Linked DNA regions of Homo sapiens: regions 1 and 2 are each linked to region 3. A link is a loop called in an ENCODE intact Hi-C map of the cell type or tissue named here. Cell type or tissue: HCT116. All regions are shown on one strand. Region 1 has its middle 88 kb from the start of TMEM260. Region 2 has its middle 24 kb from the start of TMEM260. Region 3 overlaps AP5M1 (adaptor related protein complex 5 subunit mu 1).

The links. A loop is a pair of places that touch in the nucleus more often than their neighbours do. Peaks named below come from ENCODE experiments on the same cell type or tissue, not always from the same donor. Only the 100,000 strongest peaks of a DNase experiment are listed, where the experiment ranks them.
Region 1: a loop joins it to region 3, with 4 times the contacts of the local background. A loop is called at or near these places in 9 of 110 quality-filtered maps.
Region 2: a loop joins it to region 3, with 2.3 times the contacts of the local background. A loop is called at or near these places in 3 of 110 quality-filtered maps.

What each region holds. Positions count from the first base shown.
Region 1 is chr14:56,487,671-56,495,670 of GRCh38, reverse strand. No RefSeq gene overlaps it. Among named protein-coding and RNA genes, the nearest start is that of TMEM260, 88 kb to the left of the region's middle. In HCT116, CTCF peaks have their summits at 4,167 (motif pointing left) and 5,074 (motif pointing left); DNase peaks (open chromatin) are centred at 4,190 and 5,100; H3K27me3 peaks cover 400 bases.
Region 2 is chr14:56,552,185-56,560,184 of GRCh38, reverse strand. No RefSeq gene overlaps it. Among named protein-coding and RNA genes, the nearest start is that of TMEM260, 24 kb to the left of the region's middle. RefSeq lists an enhancer at 5,248-5,417. In HCT116, CTCF peaks have their summits at 4,050, 7,188 and 7,387 (motif pointing right); DNase peaks (open chromatin) are centred at 4,054 and 7,427; H3K27me3 peaks cover 2,728 bases.
Region 3 is chr14:57,289,536-57,297,535 of GRCh38, reverse strand. AP5M1 (adaptor related protein complex 5 subunit mu 1) reads right to left here. Exons shown (of 8, transcript NM_018229.4): 8 at 1-8,000. Among named protein-coding and RNA genes, the nearest start is that of AP5M1, 25 kb to the right of the region's middle. In HCT116, no CTCF peak of the experiment used is centred here; a DNase peak (open chromatin) is centred at 3,109.

The sequences.
Region 1 (8,000 bases), 800 kb after region 3:
AAACATGAATATGACATATATGAATAAGACTCCTCAAGGAGCCCAATCTAGTGGTGAGCAAAGATAAGAAAACAGACAGCTACAATTCAGTGTGATACATGCCAACACAGTTTGTCATGAGGCCAGAGATGGGCCTGCTTAACACTGAGAGGTAGAGCCAGGAAATGCTCATGAAGATGAGTTCAGTAGAAGCCTGAGGATGAGCAGAAATTCACTAGGAACATAGCCCTGGGTATAAGGAGAAGTTAGTTCAGAAGAGAAAAGGAGAAAAGGAGGGGGAGAAAGGCATGCACAGCAAGGGGAACACCTGCAAACAGTGATGGAGCCCATTGTGTTTCCATCCCACACCACCTGAAGACCACACTTCACAAGCCAGCAAGTCTGGGATGGCAAGGGCTTGTGACAGACACTGTGAGTTGTCTACCCAATAACTCCCTTCCCTTCTTGTTAATGGAATCCTAATTTTGTTTGTGATAACAAACAGCCCGCCCTTGGAGATGAACCGTGACTGGTCACGTCAATCCTTTTGCTCTTAGACGACACTCATTTTCCTAGCCTCCCTTAGAGCTGGGGGTGATCAGATGACCCAGTTCTGGTCCATGAAATGTAATGGGAAAAGTTTCTCCTTTCCTGAAAGAAGGGGCAGAATGGCTGGCACCACCTCTTTCCCATTCTTCTTGCCTCCACCTTAAATATGATACCTGAAATAATACCATGAAACAATAAAAACTAAAATCCAACTTACTGAGAATGAAGGACAGAAAAGACATATATAACCTATGTCCTTGATGCATGATAGAGCAGTTGTTATAACCAGAAAATCCTCCTGCATAGGACTTCTTGTCATACAATAATCTCCCATTTTCAAGCCATCATTGCTGGACATGCTGTAAGTAGTGATCAAAAGCATTTGTACATGATAGAACTTCCAGCTAAAAACAGAGAAGTAGTCCTCTCCCTATTCCTTCTTTAAAATTCCTCTATCAACAGCTTTTCTCAGTTTGGTGCATAGGTTTCATTCTTGACTGACCAGCTCTGTGGATGTCCTTCCTAATATCCATTCATTCCCAACTCTGGGGAGTTACAAAAAGAATGATGTCATTTTGCCCTGGCATATTCAGGATAATGCGGTGTCCATGGCAGCCATTATGTTGTATGAGGTCCCTGGAGCCACGACAGATAGTAAATGACTGTGGTGGAGATGGCACACGATCCTGGGGCCATGCACATGTCAGGCTGCAATTACCAGAAAGATTTCAGCTTTTGCTCCTGGCAGAGGACCTTGTTTATATTTGTCATTGGCACCATTGCTTCCATCACTGGGCCAAAAGCTTATTAGCCACTGGAAGTTGGCAGAGGTGCATGGACCAGAGCAGCTGACTGTGACATGAGGAACTGATATTCTTGCAGTCTTAACAGTGTCTCCACTGCAGCTTTCTACTGGCCAAATTTGTGAGGACCCACCTGTAACAAGGGGCAACTGGCTATCTTTAGTCATCAGCATCAAATCCATCTTCAGCCCGAAAGACAGAAATAATTTAATCCTAGACTTGGATAGATTCGGTGAGTTTTTTCTTTCATGCTCTATGTAAGAAAAACCCACAAAGAAAGCAGCCAAAAATGACTTTTACCCCTGAGTTGAGATCACCTAGATTTTATTCATCAGTGAAAGCTCCGAGAAACGACAAAGCCTTGTGAAAATACACACAGTTGTCCCTCAGTATCCACTGGGGATTAGTTCCAAGATCCCTGCAGATACCAAAATTCAGGGATGCTCTAAGTCCCTTATATAAAATGGCACAGTATTTGCACATAACTTTTACATCATCTCTAGATTACTTATAACACCTAATAAAATGTAAATGCTATGTAAATAGTTGTACTGTATTTTTATTTGTAGTATTTTTTATTGTTGTTTTGTTATTTTTAAAAAACATTTTCAACCCATAGTTGGTTTGAATTTGCAGATGCGGAACCGGCAAATGGAGAGATGACTGTATACTTTCCTCTGTGAATAATAGGGACTTACTTAATGTAAGATCATCATCTTTAGGAGATGGTGGGCTCAGTAAGGGCAGAAGCAAGGTTTTTTATTTTAGCATCTCCCCACAGGACCTAATTTGATGCTCCCTCTTTGTAACTGCATCTTGTGCTGTTTTCCTCACTCTCTCACTCATCTCTCTTGCCTCTCTCATCTCCACCTCTTGCATTTTTTCTTCTCTGGGAGGCTCCATGTCCTTTTACATGGAGATTAATTTAGTTTACCTGGGCTTCTGCAATTCTGCATCTCTACCTATTACCCTCTAAGCACAGCAAAGGCTGGCTAGCCAAGTAGTGCCAATAAGGTTTCTCCTTAGAAGATGAGGGAGGGAAAAGGTTATATTTGTACCTATATCCATATAATGCCCATAAATCATAATATCAACACATTCACTCTCCCACTTAAAAATCTTCTGTACTCTCTTTGCTTACCAAGTAAGCTCCCTTCCCTTCCCCTGATTTTCAAGGTCTTCTGTGACCAAGACCAATCTTCCCGAAAAAAGGGTTTCCCAATATTGGCACTATTGACATTTGGGGCTGGATAAGTTTTGTTGTGGCAAGCCATCCTGTGCATTGTAGGGTATTTAGCAGTATCCCTGGCTTCTACTCACCCGATGTCAATAACATACCCTCACCTAGTTATAACAACCAAAAATGTCTCCAGACATTGCCAAATGTCCCCTGGGTGGCAAAATCTCCCCTGATTGAGAACCACTGCTTTAAAGCCTTATCACCTGCTACTTCCCATACTAGGCCTGTACTCTATCTATATCGGACACACTCAGAGTGATCTTCCCTTCATACTTCTGCTTATTCTCTTTCTCTGGTTTGCGATGCCCTCCCTTTCACCACCCAACTCCATCCACCTAAAATCCTACTCAGTCTTTTATGGCCAGTCTTTACTCCATGAAATATTACCTAATTTCCTCTTAATCAAAGCTTTAGGCATTTGTCCTTTGAATTCTCAATAACGTTTTGTTGATACCTCTCATAACTTTAATTCTGCATCATTTCCATTTGACTCCATGAGTATAATAACTATTTTGTAGGTGTTCAACAAGTGAGTGTTTGCTAATGCACATACATATGTGTGTTTTTGTGGTTGAAAATTGGAACACGGGTGTAGGAGATAATGTTCTTTCACCTCCTTGAAGGAGGCCAGAGGGGGGTCATTCTCATGCCTTTTGCATCCTTCTTCCTGAGCTGCTGGTAATCTATTGTACTAGATGTGAGGATTCAATAGACCCTGCCGTACTCAACAAAATTTAAGGAAATAAGCAAAAGCTGATCTTATTTCCTTCTGTGATATGGTTTGGATTTGTATCCCCACCCAAATCTCATTTTGAATTGTAATCCCCAATGTTAGAAGAGAGGCAGGTGGGAGGTGGTTGAATCATGGGGGCGGATTTCCCCCTCGCTTTTCTTGTAATAGTGAGTGAATTCTCATGAGATCTGGTTGTTTTAAAGTGTGTAGCACCTCCCCCCAACATCTCCCTTCCTCCTGGCCACATAAGAAGAGCCTACTTCCCCTCCCCCTTCTGCCATGATTGTGAGTCTTCTGAGGCCTCCCTAGCCATGCTTCCTGTATAGCTTGTGGAACTATGAGCCAATTAAACTTATTTTCTTTATAAATTACCCAGTCTCAGGTATTTCTCCATAGCAGTGCAAGAACGGACTAATACATCCCCCAAAGCCCATGGTAGGTGCCCTAAACCATTCTCATTGTTCCTAAGTGCTGAGAAAAGTTGAGGCCACTCTCCTACTCCAGCAAAGCCCTGGAAATGCAAAGGTCCCAGCCTCATCTGACCAATCAAGATCCCATGGCCATAGGCACTCACACTGAGAAGCCTTTCTGCCACAGTAAGTCATGTCAGCAACATTAAAAACAAATTTAAGGTTTTTCTAGGGAGGCTCAAACTTTTCCTTTATAAGTCACTTGTCATCTCTGGCGACAGGACAGCTAGAAACTCATAGATTCCAGGAGAGCTTTCCAGCTGTCATGGTAACTGACCCGATGTGGCGCTGAAACTGTCCTCATAGCTAACCAACCATTACAGTGGTCCTTCGCTGGATCGGGGGGTGACCTCAGGAAATTCATTTGGAGTATTTCTCCACTGCCATCTTGAGGTCACTGGGAATAGTGCATCCTCCTTCCTTTTGTCATTGAACAGACATGGGCCTGAGGGATTTGCATGCTCTCTCTGCCTCCCATGACAGGTGCTGCAGCAGGCTCAAGAAACAGCATTGCCCTTATCACTGGAGCTTAGTCACTCTCGCTGTTCTTACCACGAGGCAGACCTGTCAGCAGGAACATGGATGTCTTAGCACTCAATGACATATCCTAGACACACCATGCTGCTTACTTTAAAAGAAAAGCTTAGGAAAGAAATGGAATTATAAAAATAAAAAAAAAGAAAATCTCTTTCAGAATCCCTACTCCCATGAGATGTCCAGGGTTCGAACTTTAAAAAGCAAAAATAAGAATAGTGGCCAAGAAATACATTTTTGTGTATGTGTGTAAAAGATGGATAAAATAAGGCATTGTTTAATTTCCTTCTGACTTCCCAAACAATTTCATATCATGGACATGAATGCTTTCTCATTTTATATGAGTTTTTTTTTAACCTGAATAATACAGAGTCTATTTAAAACTATTTTACCACTTATAACCCTGGAAAAAACTTCTTTCTCCTGGGCAGTGCCTGGTGGTTGGTTTGAAAAGCTAGTGGCTCCTTTTCAGAGTGTTTTTCTTAAATAAATGTCTGTCACATTAATGATTAAAATCAATTAAGCTCAATCATACACCTGAATCTAGCTAGAAGAGAATAATTCAAATGTTCCTAGCATAAAGAATAAATATTTAAAGTGATGGATATCCCAATTACCCTGATTTGATCTTTACACATTATAAGAATGTATCAAATTATCACATGTACCCTCGAAATATGTACACCTCATATATATAAATTTTAAAAATCAATTAAGTTCCTTTTGGAAGAAAGGGACACTGATTTCCTCATTCTAATTAGGTGATGTATTGCCCTCTAGCGGCATGATATGATAAATAGTGATATAAATCCAATGCAGGATGAATTTGCCTCCATTCATTCAGTGGGTTATTGAACAGCTACTCTGTGCCATGTACAGCTCTGGGCTCTGCCCGGGTACAGCAGCAAAGAAGATAAGCCAGTGTCTTCACTTCAAGGAGCATATATTCTAATGGGGGGATACAGAAAATTAAAACTTAAATAAGAAAAATCTTAGTGATATATGCCCTGGAGAGAATTAAAATAGAGTTATGTGGAAGACAGTGGTTGAGTAGATACTTTAGATTGAGCCATCTAGGATGTCCTCCCTATGAAGATGATATTTACCCTTAGATATGAATGCCAAGGTAGCTAGCCAAGACGAAGATCAGGAGTAGGAACATTTTAGGCAGAAGAAACAGCTAGAGCAAGAAGTTTAAGACAGAAATGAGAGGTGTTCAAGGAACAGAAAGATGGTCAGAGCTGCTGAAGCTTGGTAGATGGGAGAATGGCATAAGATGAGTTTGGAAAGGACAGATGATGGCCAGATCATACACGGCCTTGGAAAACCAAAGAGAATAATCTTTGAAGATATCAAGCAGGGGAATTACACTATTTGATTCACATTCTTTAAAAACTCTGGTTACTATGTGGAGAACAAATCCTTTGTGGAGAACAGAGGAGGCTGCTATAGTAATCCTCCAGGAGAAATGATGGCGGCTCGGCCCAGCATGACATTGATGGGAATGAAGATGGTTGACACATTTAGATATGTTTTAAAGGTAGTATCAGTGGGATTTGTTCATGGCTTGGTATAGGTAGTGAGGGAAAGAGAGGACTTGAGAATGACACCTTGATTTTTAATTGACTAACAGAATGGAAGAAAATGATATATACCAAGATGAGAAATATTGCTTGAGGGTTGTGTTTGGGAAGCAAATCAGGTCATGGCCTTCATAATTAGGATACAAAATACAGAACAACTTTTTTTTTTTTTTTTGAGATGGAGTCTCGCTCTGTCACCAGGCTGGAGAGCAGTGGCTCAATCTCAGCTCACTGCAACCTCCCCTCCCTAGCTGAAGTGATTCCCCTGCCTCAGCCTCTCGAGTAGCTGGGACTACAGGCGCCCACCACCACGCCCAGCTAATTTGTGTGTGTGTGTGTGTGTGTGTGTGTGTGTGTGTGTGTTTTAGTAGAGACGGGCTTTCACCATGTTGGCCAGGATGGTCTCAATCTCTTGACTCATGATCTGCCTGCCTCGGCCTCCCAAAGTGCTGGGATTACGGGCATGAGCCACCGAGCCCGGCCAGAACAACTTTTTAAAGAATGTGTTAAACAAAGATGATGAGCCAATAAATATAAATATTCACATTTCAAGGGGTCCAAGAGAGCTATAGAGTTTATCAAAGGAAATCAGGAAGAAGAGTTCTCAGATTGCAGTATAAGGCACCCTGAACAACCAGGAAAGAGAATTTAGCACTATGGAGATAAGAGCCAGTGGCTTTGAAACCTTCTAGAGCTGTTTATCTCCCAGTTTCTTCTCTGTATTTTGGGAAATGACATTATATACCACATGAGAAGGTTGCAAGAGTCACAGGACATTAGAAGTGAAAAATCTTGGAGGAAAAATGAGCCCAACTCCCCTTAAACCCTTCTTTTCCAAATAAAGTGGTGGAGCTCAGACCCCAGGGAGTAGAAGGGATACCAGCATTCATGGCCCTCCTGCAATATACCAGACACAATATGAAGAACATCACATGCCTTACCCCATCATGTCTTTGAACAATCTTGCAAAGTGTGCATAAATTTCCATTTCTAGCCAAGAAAACACAGGCTCTGGGAAGCCCAAGGCCCTACAAATGGCTACTGGAAGAGATGGGATGAGAACTCTCATGTTCCAGTGCTCTACAATCCATGTAATGCCATGCTAAAGAAGATTTTTGAAAATGTGAGGAGGGAAATGAAACTAATTTGGGTAAATCTTTTTAGAGTTTAATATTCTATCCTTTCACCTATACATGTTGGGGCAAGCCAGATTGCAATTCTTCTATGAAGCAGCCAAGCAAACTCTCCCAGCTAAACTTGGGGATGATGACGATGATGATCATGATGATGATGATGATGTAGCTGCCATTCACTAAGTGTTTTCTATGTTCTAGTGTTCCAGATACATTCATTTGCTTAAAGACAACAAACCTGCAATCTACCATCTCTATTTTCTAGATGAAACTAAGACATAGGTTAAATTATTTGCCCAAGGTCATATCACTACTCTGCCCAGTGAAAAACCTTGATGTGGACTCAGGCATATCTTCTTTCTCTGCCCATGTAGCCCTTTTAACAGCTTCTCTTCTCTGGAGTCGTAGTGCCATGGCCCACACAGGCATGTCCTCATTTGCAGCCCTGGGGATACAAAGAGTGGGACCATAGCTGGGGTGACCTTTGGGCCACAATTAAGTATCACACATAGTATGAAATCCTATCTAACACTGTACTCTGAACAATAGGACAAGTGAGAAGAGGAAAGAAAAGCAAATGTGAGCCAGCCATGTGATCCCATGGCTACCCTAAGGGCCTATTAATATGATTCAGAGATGCCTGAGTAACTGACTCTTGTTGCAGTTCCCTAGTTTAGGAGTGAAATGAGACAGTGTTTGCCTTGAGAGACCAAGAACTGAGTGAACGCCTGAGTATGTCATACCATGCTGTGCTCTGTAATCATGTTGTTTATTGCATGACCCCAAGATTATCAGATGCATCAGTCCCAGATGAATATATAGCACTGGCATATAGCCAGACTAATTAATATGTAGAACTCTCTAATCTCATAAAATTGAAGGAGGACAGTCTTTCTGCGATGCTCAGTTACAAGGGTATTTTTAGCCCACTCTCCTTTGTGAGGATTGGAGAATTTGAAAACTTGTGTCTCTGCTT
Region 2 (8,000 bases), 740 kb after region 3:
GTTAGTTTTTTAAGTGTCCTTGTCTCGGGCTAGGATTGGCTCCAGAGCCTGAGTATGTGCATAAGAGGGGTGGTGGGGGTGGGGTTGGGGTGGGAGGAACTGGATTTATCCCCGTAAGTGGCTTCAGACATAGGAATTAGTGAGCTACAGGGGCAGAACGCAAGCAGTCAGAACAGTGTGGGACTCCCAGTGGACGAGGGCCCCAAGGACACAGGAGGAGCAGAGGTGTGTGGCCAACGCTGCAGGTGCAAAGCAACGTGTCCCAAAATCAGTCAGCAAGGAGCAAGGAGGGTGATGGTGGAGATGAGTTGAATTTGAGAGATTCTTCTTGAGGTATTTCTTTAAATAGAGTACGAAGAGAGCCATGCCAATGAAAGACCAACTGTAGCCAGTTTTCTAACGTGGTATTTCTTTTCTTTCTTTCTTTTTTTTTTTTTTTTTTTTTGAGATAGAGTCTCGCTTTGTCTTCCAGGCTGGAGTGCAGTGGTGTGATCTCAGCTCACTGCAGCCTCCACCTCCTGGGCTCAAGTGATTCTCCTGCCTCAGCTTCCCGAGTAGTTTGGATTACAGGTGTACGCCACCAGACCTGGCTAATTTTTGTATTTTTAGTAGAGATGGGGTTTCACCATGTGGCCAGACTGGTCTTGAACTCCTGACCTCAAGTGATCTGCCCACCTCAGCCTCCCAAAATGCTGGGATTACATGCATGAGCCACCACGCCCAGCCTTCTAATGCAGTATTAATATTTCTGAAACATGGCTTATTATCAGAAACATCTGGTGGAGCTTTTCAAAACTGCCCATTCCTGGGCTTACCCTTGTCAATGCTAATTAGTAGTTCCAGATAGAGCCTGAATAGCTGAACATTTCTAGAGCTTCCCAGGTCTTGATTAGCTTGGTCTGGGTCCCACTGATCTAAAGGTACAGCCCTTCGGGCTTTTTAAAGTTTCGACTTTTATTTTAGATACGGGGGTACATATGCAGATTTGTTACATGGGAATATTGCGTGATGCTGAGGTTTGGAGTACTGATTCTATCGCCCGGGGAGTGAGCGTAGTACCCAGTACATAGTTTTTTAACCCACCCCAGCCTCCACCCTCTAGTAATCCACAGTGTTTGTTGTTCCCACATTTATGTGTGTTCAATGTTCAGCTCCCACTTGTGAGAACATGCAACAACTCTTCATTTAACAGGTAAGGAAGCTGACACCAGGGAGGTTAAGCATCTCACCCGAGCCACACAGCTGGTTGATGGCAGAACTGAAACTGGGTTTTAGTCCAAAGTTCTTTCTATAATACACATTCCTGTCACTATATTCAACGGGTAAAGTTGCTTGGGGGAAAATACTCCCAAATATAAATGCATTTGTATTTTGATATAGGAGTATCAAATAGCATTCATCGTCATAAACTATGAGCAACCATAATTATGCACAAATTCTATTTGACAAACTGTCTTTTCAGCTCCTAGGTGTGTGGCTGTATCCCCAGGTGGGATATGAGTAGCTTATATATTGGAACTTTTTTTTTTCATTTTTATACCTCCAACTTTTCCCACAGTACATTTAATAAATGTCAGTTAAATAATTGTAATGACCAAAAAAACTCAATATATTATGACATGTTTGGTGGGGAAAATTCAATAGCATGGTATGAAAACATATTTATGCTTTTGCAAACCTCAGAATTTTTTTTTCTTTTCAAGTCTGTCAAACATTTGCCATTTGAATTACAGCTTGTTTGATAAGTGATATCAATCCATGAAGGAATAATATAATACTTCCTACTTAAAGGAGATTTTGTCAAATATGATTGAGTAAACCAACTTCAGATGAATGGATCAGTTAATGCACTTAGCTTGACGAATTCTCTGCCTCAGTTGATAGCACTGATTTTCACTTTGGGGATGGCAGTATGCCACACTAAGCCTGGTGTCACATGTTACCTTCCTTTTTCAAAAAAGAAAACTGAGGCACAGAAAGTTTGCATAATCCTCCTAGATCACACCACTAACAAGTGGAGGAATTTGGAGCCTGTGCTTTTTCTATGCATAGTTTTATGCTGCTGCCCAGGTAAGAAGAAGAAGATTGCTGGGTATGCTTTTGCTTTTGCTGCCCAAAGATGTCTGCAAGTCACACAAGCACAGAGGCAGAAGAAACTTCAAGAGAGTAGGAGGAGACTCAGGGCCAGTGAGAGTCAGTGCGGGAGCTTTGTTAACCACATAAGCCATCTTCATGGGTATTCTCAGAGGTTTCTGAGGTCCATAGAACCTGGCACTCTGGGGGCTCCTGGTCCTGACAGAACCCCAGGATAAGGAATAGGGCAGATTGTGCTCATTTATCCCCAGAGGCTTAGAGCCCAGTAGGGGCTAGCTCTCCTAAGTCTCTGGAACAGAAGTCTTAAGGATTTGTTCAGGAGTCAGCGTGGGGTCTCCACACCAGAAGAATGATGACTTGATGTCCGTAGGGATGGGGCTGTTGTTAGAACTTGGAAGGGCCGCTCGTTACATGACTTGGCTTCAAGTTGTACCTGCATAGCAGGTGCACTGCTTTTGTTTAGATTCTACTTTTATTTGGGGTGGCTTTGAAAGGGGCTGGGTGGAGATTACTGGAAGGGGTGTTTCTAAATCTCCCAAGATACCTCTTTGTGTCCCCGTTGTGCAAGAGACAGCTTCAACTGAAGAGCATTCACCACCATCTGAAAAGGAAGCTGGAACGCCATCGACTCTGAATCTAACTTGATGTTCACAGGAATAGAGGATCATCAAGTACCACGCAGGTGGTACTTGACATCTACAGGGGTCCCTTTAACCCATCTAGAGGCAAAGGAAGTGTGGCAGTCTGGGCCATCTCAGATGGCTCTCTGGACTGCGGTCCCTCTGGAGCCAACCTGTTCAAGTTGGCACACAAAGCTTCCCTCTTAGCTGGGCCTCCATCTGTCCAGGCAGACCCAGTCACATAGTTTTGGGAAAGCAGTCTTGGGCAACCTTCTCTGGTCAGAAGGAGAATGAAAGACCCAGAGGTGGTAGTCACTGGACCCTGAGCAGGAGTCTTAGACATCCAGGGAGACAAACAGTCCCAGCTATAAGGACCTTGATTTAGCCTTTGCTGGAGAAATTATGATTAATGTACCTGAGGAGGAAGTTATCTGGGGTTTGAAGCTGTTTAAATGTCCAGGAGCAAAAGGACGTTAGGTCACCAGAGGCATAAAAGGAACTGAAGGGCCACAGTACTAAGAGAGAATCTCAATGACCTGCCCTCTCCTAGGGAGAAAGGAAGATGGAAGATAAGAATGAAGATGTTCTAATAGAGGGATGAAGGAAGAGGCGCTGCTCAAATGTGCTGGAATCACAGTGATGAACACAGAGCAGTTCTCCAGCATAGCCAGCCACCACGGGGATCCTGCACTGTGCTCTTACCACTACCCCGGGCACCCAAGATCAAGTGCAGGGGCTTCTGCCAGGGATTTGAGACGAGGGCAGCAGACCCTCAAGCTAAGCCTTCTAATTCTAGAGAATGTATTGCTATTGATGAAGGTCTGCCACGTAGATAGCGATTAGGTTTTTTTGTTTGTTTGTTTTGGTTTTTTAAAGATGGTGGAGATGAACAAAAATGGGAGACACATCCATCCTGGCTTGCAGACACCTTTCTGTCTTCGAAGGTGTTAATTCTGCCCAAGTAACCTCACCACACATTCATGTGCTGGGCCCACAGTGATGCTTATAAGTGAAAGAGTTATTGCCAGAAAATGTAGCTTGTGGATGGAAGGGACATAGTATTTCTCACCACCGCACTGGAGCTGAGTAGAACAACTTCAAATACAAAATATAAACTCACCCAAAATATTGACATGCGTGAATGTTGAAGTTGTCTTCAGTTCTACCTTAATCAAATTGGCGAACATAATCCAGTCTTACTAAGACAATTAAAGGGACACTTCTATAATTAGATGGAAAGGTGTTTTTTTGTTTTGTTTTTTCTAGGGATTTCATCATCCACCTTGCCAACAATCTAAAGAAAAAAACATGCAGATCTTATGGCACTAGAGCATACTCTAGTGGTGGTGAAGAAAAGCAAACACTTCCAAACTGCTATCTGTATCCACTGCTGGGGAGTACTAGGTAAATACTTCTTGTTTGGGCAAAAGGTTAGGTAGGATTGCCTCATAAAACAGCAAAGAAAATGGATGGAGCACTGTGTGACAACTCCACGCCATGTAATTCTCCCCTAAGAATAAGGCAAGTTCTGTTTTATCCAATGCTCAAAGCCAAAGGCAAACAAACAAGAATTATTAAAAATCTTAAAACAATCTAAAATAACATCCTACACCGTGAGGTTTTAGCGAAGCTTTTGGGTTTTTTTTTTTCTTCTTCTTCTTCTTAAATCTGAGCCACATTTAGACTTTCCCCTTAGAGATTCTGTTTAAAGAAAGGAGAGGGAGCAGATAATAGATATAATACCTAAAGCAAACTCCCTTCAGCCGTGACAGTGTTATTACAAACTTGAGTGAGTGCCATTATTTCGAATAAATCAAAACAATGGACCAGAACCAATTTTACATAAGAAAATATTGTTCAATTTGTTGCAAGCCATGGTGAAGACTCCTCTGGTCTGTCAAGTGATGGTTAATATAAGTAAGAACATCTGTCCTTGTTAAAGATAGCACTCATAAAAGCAAACTTATACATTTAACCAAGTAAACTCATTGCCATATGCTGTGTGTGTCTCCAAACTGAGGGAAATATATTCCCACGGTTTTAAATGTAAATTATACTCTTACATTCAAACTAACATGAACTAAAAGGAAGAAAAATCCAACATCACCACACACATAAAAAATAAAAAAACTTTTTTTAAAACCAGAAGCTTTGTGTTCTATTGTGTTTAGATTTAAAATATGGAACTATTTAGAAAGAATTAAAGAGATTATGTTTATTTGATTTCAAGTTATCTCAGCAAGAAACATATTTTTCATACCTCTTTGGAAGAACAGCAGGTCAAATGACACATTTGTGAGTGACTGTTTGAAATATTTCAGCCACGCCGCAGGGTCCGCCTGACCTGGGCACCGTAGATCGAGGGAACAAAGGCTTATGTTTTAAAAGTTCCTTTAAGAGCCTTTCTGGGGGAGGGGAAAGGGGGACACGGGAAGCTGTCACAACCTCGCTTTTTATTTTTATCCTATGACACTAATCAGTTTAATTATATTTCTAACCCATGACTTGGGATCATAATTAATTCTTCCAAATGCAAACATTATATTGCATAATTCTGCAACTTTGCAAGAATCAACACAGTTTGTTTCAAAGTCACCCACATTCTTTGAACTCCAGAGTTTCCCAGTCTGTGCAAATTCATTCCTCCCTTTGAGTAGGTTTTGTTTCTGGCTATGTTCAATAGCAAAGGTGGGTCTTTATTCTTAATGATAAAACAAGTTGCAGAACAGTTTCATTAAAGAGATCCAGGATCTGAAGAACCTATTCACTTCATTACTTGACTAAATGAAAATCATACACTGACGTAAGGTTAAATGGGGCTGCGATTTCCTTATTAAATGGAACAATTAATATTACAAGTGTTTGAAGATCATGATCGAGAAGACTTCACTGAACGTTTCCAAGAGTAATTATTGCAAACAGAACACAAACCCTATTTAGGGTGTAACTCAATATGAGGGCTTGTGAGTCAAATGTTGAGCCATTTAGAACTACAAATCTTTCTTTGTGGCCTTATTAAAGAAATTCTCCCATCTCCATTTAAAGGGATAGATTGCCAAGGCCTAAATAAAAGGCCAGAACCTAAAATGAAAATGCTTCTGACTTCACTGCCACACCTGATACTTCCAATACAGATTTCCTCCGAGTGCCGCTTTCTTCACCTCCTTTGCCCCGGGCCTTCATAATCCAGAGAGAGAAAAATGAATTTCATTCCCAAATGCTAGAATTGCTGGTGCAGAATGTAACTAAATATCAGCAGCTGTGCCAGGGCACCTGGGGCCATATAAGGAAGCCTTACAAAAGACTTAGTTATGAACAAGATCCCAGTTCTCTGCTCATCTTGGTTTTCTGTGCTTTAAGAAGGGCAGGGAGAATTGCAACTATGCCCTTAAAAAAAGTGTGTGTGTTGTGGGGGAGGGGGGGGCGGTTCTAGTTCTCAAAAAAAAAAAAAAAAGAAAGAAAGGATAAAACAGGTGTTCCTACTGCAAATAAATGGGACCAAAGTAATGCTGCTACAGCTCATGACCATGACTTCTCAAACATTAATGTACAAATGCATCACACAGGGATCGTTGAAGATGCAGATTCTGAATCAGTAGGTCTGGACGGGGCCTGAGAGTCTGCATTTCTAATAAGTTCTAACATGATGTTGGTGCAGCTGGTCTAAGGTCCACATTTTAAATAAGGAGTTAGAGCAATTCACGGCCTTTTCACGTGATTAGCCTCCTTCTCTATATTACTATTCCAAAGTAGTTTCATTTAATACTTGTCACTCAATCACCGAAGTCAGGATTTTCCTGAAGACAAGCACTGTGTACCCCATCTCTGCTATATCCTTTAGCACCTAGCATAGCACTAGGAATGAGTGCTATTATAAGGATGAGAAAAAGGAAGTAGCAGGTAACAGAGACAGACCCTTTCTGGAGGTATGGGCAGCAAAACTGCGAGGAAGGAGGCAGGTTCAATGGCAATTATGCAATCTTTGTGGAAAAGGTGTCATAGAGCCTCTCTTCACAATTCTTCACAGATATCTTTAACAAAGAGTGTCTGAGAAGACAGTCTGTGATCTCTTTTTATCTCTCTTTCGGTGTTTGGAATGACGGTATTGTCCTTCCAGAAGAGGAAACAGATTTAGCAGAAAAAGATTGGGTTTAGGGACTGGCAAATGGAATGCACTGTCTGTGACCTTGACTCAACCTTAAGATGATCATAGCCACTTGCAAGTTGATTTTAAGGGTTATAAAGGATCTGTATAAAGCACCCAACACAATGGCTGGGGATAATAGTTGCTCAATAAATGTAAGTGCAATCAATTCTCCTGTATCAGGGCTTGCTGTAACCCAGGTGTTTTCAACCTTAGCAACTGCACATCAGAAACAGCTGGGGGACCTTTAAAAATTCCTGATGCCCCCAGGCCATACCTCAGACCGAGTACATTATATATCTCTGAAAGGGTGAATGGGGACGCTCTTAAAACCCCCAGGTGGTTCTAACACCCAGTAGCTGAAGTTGAGACCACTGACCTAAGTGTAGTGAAGGAGCAGTCACTTCTTTGGGGCTTAGGAATAGGCACCAGCTAATTAGCCTCCCCTAAGGATGGCAGGGAGAGAGGGAGGATGGTGAGAAGCTTCCCACCCTCATGCACATCCCCAAGGCGTGTCTTCTCTCTTCTCGCCCTGCAGGGGACAGCAATCTGCTAGCAATCAGTGCTAATCAGTTTCCTCCTAGTTACAGAGCTATCCTGGGGTTGTCAGGACAGTGCCATCCCTCCGGATATTTGAGCATAGATTACTTTGTGTTATTTGTGATTTGTGTTTATCTACCTTCTCCTTAACCCAGTATGATTACTTTATTATTACCACCCACATTTTCCAGGGGTTCACCAATCTGTGAAATTGAATGGGGTCACATGAATAAAACAGCCACCGGAAACACTCATCTGATATTCAGTTCCTGGCCAGCTCACCCCACAAGTGTGTCTGTTTCCTGGGGTGTGCCTTGTGTGTTCTTGAACAAATCCAGTCAGTTACCATGCTGATTCTATAACACCGTATCCATGAGATGAAACTATCTCATAGGATGGTGAACAATTAAAATAACATGCGTAAAGTACACTAGCTTAGTGCGGGGAGCAAAGTTATGTTTTTAATAAATATTATGGTTTTACAATTAACAGGTGGCACCTGCTGGGCTTGACCATCCCTGACAGGCACTGCCTTTGTCAGACACTACAATCCCTTCCTGATGCTATTTTTTCTCATCATATTGCTTCTGCACAGGGCTCCT
Region 3 (8,000 bases):
TAGAAGTTCTACTGGATGTGAACTATCCTAAAGAAAAATTTAGTTTATCAATTGACTACACATTAGGATAGTTGGTAAATCTAAGACACATTAGCATACAAATGTTAGATTACCTAACATTTCTTCACATATATATTTTCCTTATAATTCTATATAGACATCATATTTTCTTCACTGATAAGGCAGAGGTAAATCTCATACTAGCAAATTGAGCACACATTCAAAATCAGTGAAGGAGGCAGGAGGGGAATCAGTGGGAGAAACATATAGTTAGTATGTAGGAGTTTTTTTGTATTTAATTTAGTATTTCAGTATAATAAATTAAATATCAAATCAAATATAATAGTAATTACTTTCATTAGACATTTATATTTACCCTACATATCCAAACCCCAAACATCTGGAGGCAAAAAAAATTCTCTCTCATGAATATACTTACTATAATCTTTATTTCCTTCTGCTATATCAGGTGCTCAAGTTTCTGGGATTCTGTTTGCTAGAGATAGACCCATGGAGATATGCTGCCCCCACGGTGTGCCCTTTAACTGGCTGGGGAACTTCAACCATCACCTTTTTGGGCAGTTTCTGTACTAATAACATACAGAAATAGTCTCCTACGCTACAATGCTAATACACTGCAGGAGGTAGAATATATCGTTCAAAATATGGAACTGTTTTTTGTCTTTTGTCTAATCCCAGAGTGGCATATAATATGAGCACAAAGCTTAACATTAATTATGAATTTTTATTGACTAAATTAAGGTCTCCCTCTCAACCATATTGCTCAGCAGTTCTAAATTCCAAGCCATACCTTATGTTCAATTGTGTTTAGGCCTTCAATATTAAATAAAATAACATGCTATTTTAATATGTATGAGAGAAATACTTATGGCACGAGACCACTGTTATTCATATTAAAAAGTCCTTTTGCTCCAGTTGGTTAACAAGCTACAAATATTACTAACCACTTCTACTGATTATTGCCTTAGCAAAAGCAGAATTAGAAGCGTGGCATCTACTTTATTTTAGATTAAACATTTTTTGATTATTGACAAACACATAACTTTTTACTGATTCTAGACTTAAAATAAATATATGATGCTCTATAAATGTACATGTTATAGAAATGGTAAGTAATAAAGTAACAGGCTAACAGTTTCTTAAGAGCCTTTAGCAAGGGGTAATCTTTGATAACTGTGATAGATACCATTTTTAGGTTGAAATGTGGGAAAAGGCCGACAACTTGTCCTGTTGGTAAATCTAAGAAAATAGTTCTTCAAAAATCAGCCAATCCATAAGGGATTACAGAATACTAAACTTGTATTCAGTAACACTAAGAGACCAAGTAAAACATTTTAATCCCTGTTAAATACTATATTTCAATTTCTAAAGTGTAAGAGTGATTTAAATTGTTCATTTTAGAAAGGTAAAGGCTAAAATTCCTTCTAAATTTTTAATTACTAACTTTCCCATTTATCAATGCATATAATAAAGATTGAACTTTTAAAGGTCAAATTGGTACATCTATTGTTCAATGGCTTTTTCATTCTCAATGTAGTCTTTACGAGGTAGTTCAAAATAACTGTAGCTCTCAAAAGTTATCACAATAATCAACCGGTATTTCTCCAATGCATATATTACATACTCAATTACATACTCATTTCAGTAATTTCACAATTGTTTTCATTTTTTGATTATTTTCAGCTTATTATTTCTTATGTATTGCAGCTTCTGGGAGGAAAGTTACATAAAGCATCTGGAAGTAACTGGAAGGTATACCCAAATAAATAAATAAATGAGTTTCTTTCTTTTTTTTTTTAATGGAATATATTTCCTAGAGACAAAAATCTTTAGCAGAGAAGGTAACATTAAGTTTGGCACTTAAACATTTTGAAGTAACATAGTTGAGAAATACTATGTTAAAAGTTATTTATTTTCTAAAATGTACAAGTGACTGACTCATTTTTATTATCACTCATGCACTGTAACAGTCTGGAGAGCAGCAGGTTGCTTGAAGATGCAACAAATATTCTTTCAACACTTCAATAAACACAATGTAAACATTCACTTTAATAATGTTTCCTTTGTTAATGCAAAACCGAGTGCATTTTTTCCTTCCCTCTGGCTGAGCTATGACTAGCTGAGTAGCAACAGCAGAGTGCTGAAAGAATTTTTCAACAGCAATTTGCTTGTTCTAATTTACTTTTCAAGGTTGATGATCAGAATCATTATGTTGCTTGCAAAAAGATCTATTTCTATTAATTTGATCCAGTCATTCCTCTTCTTCTCATCATATTTAGTTTCCCTGGCAGCTTCACCAAGTAAGTTAATTGAATCAGAAGTGCCATTACCACTCCAGTTCTGGTTTCATATAAAAAATGCACTCCTATGTCCTTTAGAAACAAATCTGCTACACCTGTTGAGAAACTATGGGTGTACTGAAATGAACAACTCACGTATTTCCACAGGATGGTGATGGAACCTTTGCCTTTTGCTCTTCAAATGCTCTTTCTAGTTTAGTAGGCCCATGTCTGCAACGGGCAGTACCAAAGTATTATCTGTTGAGTACTCACTTTTTTAAAAAATAAGAAATTCTAAGAAGGTCTGTTTTTTGAGCTAGAACACAATCATCATCAACAAGATCAAGAAAGAGAAATCTTGTGTAATTTTCAAATTATTTTCTTTCATGTAATTTTACATGATGCATGTTGAAAAAGCAAGGCTTACTCCAAATGTGTAATATTCTAGAAACATAATGGGAAACAAGCTATTCCCTACATCTGCAATAACTTTCAAAATAGCTATTTTCCCAATCTCCTTTCTGTGAGGGAATGTGTGTTACTATAGTTCCAACATTTAAAGAGCCCCAGCTAAGTAGTCTGGAAGTTCAATGGTATCACATTCTTCACACTAAACACACCTATAAAACCAGTGGAGAAAAGAAACTCCAACTTCAACCACTGGCAAATTAATAAGAGTTAATATAAATAAATTAGCTCACACTTTCTTTGAAATTGGGTGTAAGCAGGCTATGTGTATGAAAGAGAAAAATCACAGGGTTTTAAAATAGATATAGTCACTAATTATCTCTTTATAACCTGCAGAGGGCACCCAAGTCCTTTGAAGGAAAAAGTAAAAATTTAAGAGGAATAACTAATTTTTAAATTTTTCATAACAAAATTTATAAACATAAAATATCATTTAAAGAGGCCATTTAAAGGAAACATGTAGTTTTGACTTTAAATGTTCAACAGATTAGAAGTGCAAAATTTCACATCCTACTGGAAAAAAAATTCAGCAGGTGGTTTTTAGTGTGGAGCATTTGTCCATCTGTAAATGCTTGTGCATCATACATTAACATGACACTGATGTCAATTAGGCAGATTAGCTAGGGCATTAGAGAAATCAACCAGACCTTGCAGTATCCTGCTTATAAGGCAAGAAGCTAGTGATACAGATACAGCCTTGTATTGTTCCAGGCTATACACAAACACTAATGTTATATCCATGAAACAGCTGGTGCGGACAGTTGGAGGCTAGTTGGAAAGCCTTCAGGTCATAAGAGTTTTAATCACTTTGTTTCAATCACAAAGGAACTCATGAGTTCCTTTGCAATTTTCAGTTTAATGAATCATTTCATTACTATTAACTAATACTGTGTTTGGAGGAAAGATATTTGAATATTTGCCCTTAAAATATTCTTCATCTTACATGATACTGACATGTTTCACAGGGAAACCCACCAAGTCAGACACACTAGTGTTGTACACATTTACGTAAATTCATATACTTGTATATATATGTTGTGTGTATATATATATATATTCTGTGATGGTGAATTTCAAAATATATCCTGTTTTATTGATTAAATATGACTGCACGGAGTGTAATGATTAAAAACACTAGTTTCTTAGCAACATAGCCATGGGAACCTGCCCTCTATCTTTATAGAATGCCGTTATCTTGTATTTTTCCTGATCCGCAATTCTGCTGTGGTTTAGGAACTTGCTATCAAAATATATTTTGAAACTAGTTATTAAATTGAAACTAGAGGAGGCTGGCTTGGCACAAACGTAAGTTAGGTATGCACTTCTTTGAGTCATTGTTTCAATTTATAAATTAGATCACAAAAAGTCTGAGCCAAAAAAAGTATAATAATCTAAATACATCCCTTGTATTGCAAAATGCTACTAGAACAGTAATTACTAAGCATTAAAATGCTGTATATAACTAAATCATTAATCAAAATCTAATCTTTAAAAACATATTTTGTAACAAATCACTATACTTTTTTTTTAAAGGTCTTAAAATATACTGGAGGAATAAATCCCGATTTGACATCTTACAAGATAAAGACTGACATTGCTATTGAAACAGTTTTAAACAGCAAATTGAGAAACCTACCATGAAACATTACCTTTTCTTTCTCAAAATACTGTGCAAAATTCCATATAATATTTCAAAATTTAAAATTATGGAAGAAGAGGTACTCAGATAACTGAGAAAAAGGCAGGCAGAAAAAATTTAATTACTCGGCTATTTTGGTAATGCTGTCACTTTTTTTTTTTAAAAAAGCATTCTGAAAATGAATGCAATTATTCTTATAATGGAAACACAAGAAGCTCCTTTGCCTCAAGAAAAGAAATAGTTAACAAAGCTTCGAAATCATTAGTCTTAAGGTGGATAACTGTGTACTGCAACACATTTTCCTCAACTGGATTTCTTTACCACACAGTATGACATTTTCTAATGGTGGTGGTGGTGGTAGGGGGAAAGGTGAGAAGAAACCATGCAGCTTAATAAAACAGAAGCATTTTCTCAGTCTAAGTTGTAGCCACTGCTTTGATTTTTGGTTATGTCAAGGCCAGTTAAGTATACCCTAGTGCATGAAACAAAACTAGAAGCAATACTTAGAATGTAGTCTTTGTTTCTTCTTTCTTCAAAGCCTATGTTTCCTAATATCATTGTTAGGCGAAGCAAAAAGAAATGTTTGTTCTATTACGTAAGAAATAAACTTCATTTGGTATTCAATTGACTTTCTAACTTAGCAGACAGGACTTTACATCTTCAAATACTGAAAATAAATTGCATTCTTGGCCCTTGCTTTAAAAGGTTATAGAGAATAAACGCACACCCTGGTAGTGTTCTAGTGATCTCCCTAATCTCAGTTGCACTTTGTCAGAACGAGGTAACTGGTAGTTAAGTGAAATACCCTAGATCAAAGGGGGATTAATCACCAACTGAATCCTTGCTGAATAAACCTGTCATTCAAGAAAATTATTTCCACTGAACTTAGCAGAGGATTGAAGGTATTTGCATAACAGGGACCAACGTACTTCAGCCAGGTTAAAAGGTTCAGAATTCATCCCATGTTTAGCTTTTTGCCTCCTTTTCCTTTCAGCAGCCTGGTACAATGGTTTCTAATCTGATAATACAGCTAACTATCTAAATGATGTCAGAACAGGAAAGTATTGCAAAGTTTGGATGAGGGATGGATCAATTTCACTTTCAGTAACTCCTAAATCTGATTTGTTGGAATTTAAGATGTAATCCTAAAAAAGTCCCTTAAACCTGAGGACTGTTTATTAACACCCCTTTTTTTGACCTTTGTCTTAGGAACAACCACTCTGTTGTGGCAGCAGTCCCTACAGAAGGCCTGGATGATAATTCCACCTACCTAGCTCCCAGGGGTAGTGTAGGAGTCTATCAATGTCTACGAAGTATTTTGAAATACTACAACAAAAACCAGAAAAAAAAATTGGCAATTGTTACCAAGTATAAATGTCTGCCTTGAAAGATCTTAAATCATACAATGTATAAAAACACCATAATTTTAACCTAGTAGAAATACTGAATTGGTGTGAAAAAAATGAAAACGATTTTATGGGACAGACTAATGTTTAATAAAAAAAATTTTTTAAACAAATAATTGTCATCAGAATTCCTGACAAGACTGCTTCAAACTTGACATTTGAATCAATTACTTAAAAAGTTAAAAAAAAATTGCCACCACCGTAAGGGTATTGCCTAAGTACTATATTGCTGGCTCTAAAAAGTTTTTAAAATATTGTTTAGTAAAAAATGGAGAAAAGAAGCGTTTACAAAATCATGAACGATCTTTTCTGGAGTTCATTCTAAAAAATTAACACTTTTTTTTTTAACCTTTCGAGTTTATTGAAGAATAATTACCTATGTGATAGACATCAGATTTCATAATCATATTTTGGCACTAAAAGGGAATTTAGCAATTTTGCATCTAGAGAAGGTCTGACACTATCCAAATCTTTCACTGGAAGTAGTTGCTCATATTCACTGCAAACGCAAAGCATCTTTCAAGTTAAAAAATGCAAAGAATAGTTATCAAAGAAAATGAATAAAATCCATAGTGAGATAATTTTTTAGAAAATGATTGAAGTTTTAACCCAAGAAAGGACTCTTAGAGTGTCTTATAGCTTAGAATAAGAACATGTCAATCACGATTAAGCTTCTGGAATCGGAATCCCTTTGAAATGCAGCTGTTTCTTCTTTAATTGTGGCAACGGACTCTGAAGAAAGGAAAGGTCCAGCCTTAAAGATGAGTAAGGAATACAAAATAGCTCAGGATTAGTTGTGGAGTTCAAAGGTCGCTAATTACACTAAGGAGTTCCCAGACACAGGGAAAACATTAAACAGGTCACCTACCAAACGGGAAACAGACTTTGTCTTCAGAAATTATCCTGAAGTGACAGGTTTCTAGACAAAATCAAAAGCATCACAGTGTGCCCAGCTGATCTCAATGGGATGAAAACCTAAGTTGGTTCAGTTCTGTAGCACTATGTTAGAATGGAATGGCAACAGATGGCATCAGGTTCCCCAACACCTCATCACTTTTCCAGGACACCCTAGATTTTCCTCCGGTTTCTAGAAATGTCAAATAGAAGATTCACTGATTTTTCTAACTGCTTATAAACTTTTGCCTAGGGGATTATTATATTAAATCTTTGCCTACTCACTAGATAAATGCCTCTTGCTTACCTTAGTGTATTTGGTAAACATTTATACAATCAAGATTCCAAATGGCTCCATTACCATTAACTTATCAACATAAGTGAAATGTTAAGCTTTGAGTTTAAGAGAGATCAAATAACTTATAGGGAATGATATTTTCTTCTTTCAAAAGGAAAGTTTTCACTGCTGATTATCTATGATTAAGCTAGAATAACAAGTTAAAATCCTGGTCAGGCAGTTATTCTTTTTTTCTTTGTTACTTGGGATAATTTTGAACATAGAACCTTATGCCATGATAATGCTTTGCAGAAAATGAGTTTATGAGTAGGACTGACCTTAATTAAAAAATCATATTTCAAATCCTAAATTTATATGCCCTATACCTTTAAACTATCATGCTTTCTTCTGAGGAGTTAGCAGCTTTTCTAAGCTTTTCCTTAGAACACTCATTAAAAAACAGAACCCAAGATATAATCAAATTGAGTATTAATCTTTAATGCATTTTTTTTTCTCATTTGTAAAAAGACATGAATGAAGTTTTGAGGTTCGTGAGATTTCATCTTTTCTTGAATGGTCACTTAAAGTCCAACTTGACAATGAACTGCTCTGAAAACATAATATGATATATAATTGCAGAAGCAGGTAGAGTATAAAGATGATGACTAGATGGTTTCTGAAGAAATCAAGAGAATGGTAAGAAAGTGAGAGTGACAGCTTTAAGGAGATATATACTACATGTGACTAAAATAAGCTTAAATGATACTCTCTACTCACAGAGTGCCTTTTGAATTTTTACCAGAATTCATTCATTAATTTTAACTTAATAAGACACAGCAAGAGCAGTATTAGGTCTAAATTACCTTTAAAAATTTGGCTGCAGACATTAAATGATTACAAAACACTATGATCATCTTCTGAAGGTATTCTACACATCTTAATATGGCTACTGACATCCTAAGCAAAATGTCAAAGTGGCAGATTAACAAGCTTACTTAAAAACTAACTCTAGAACA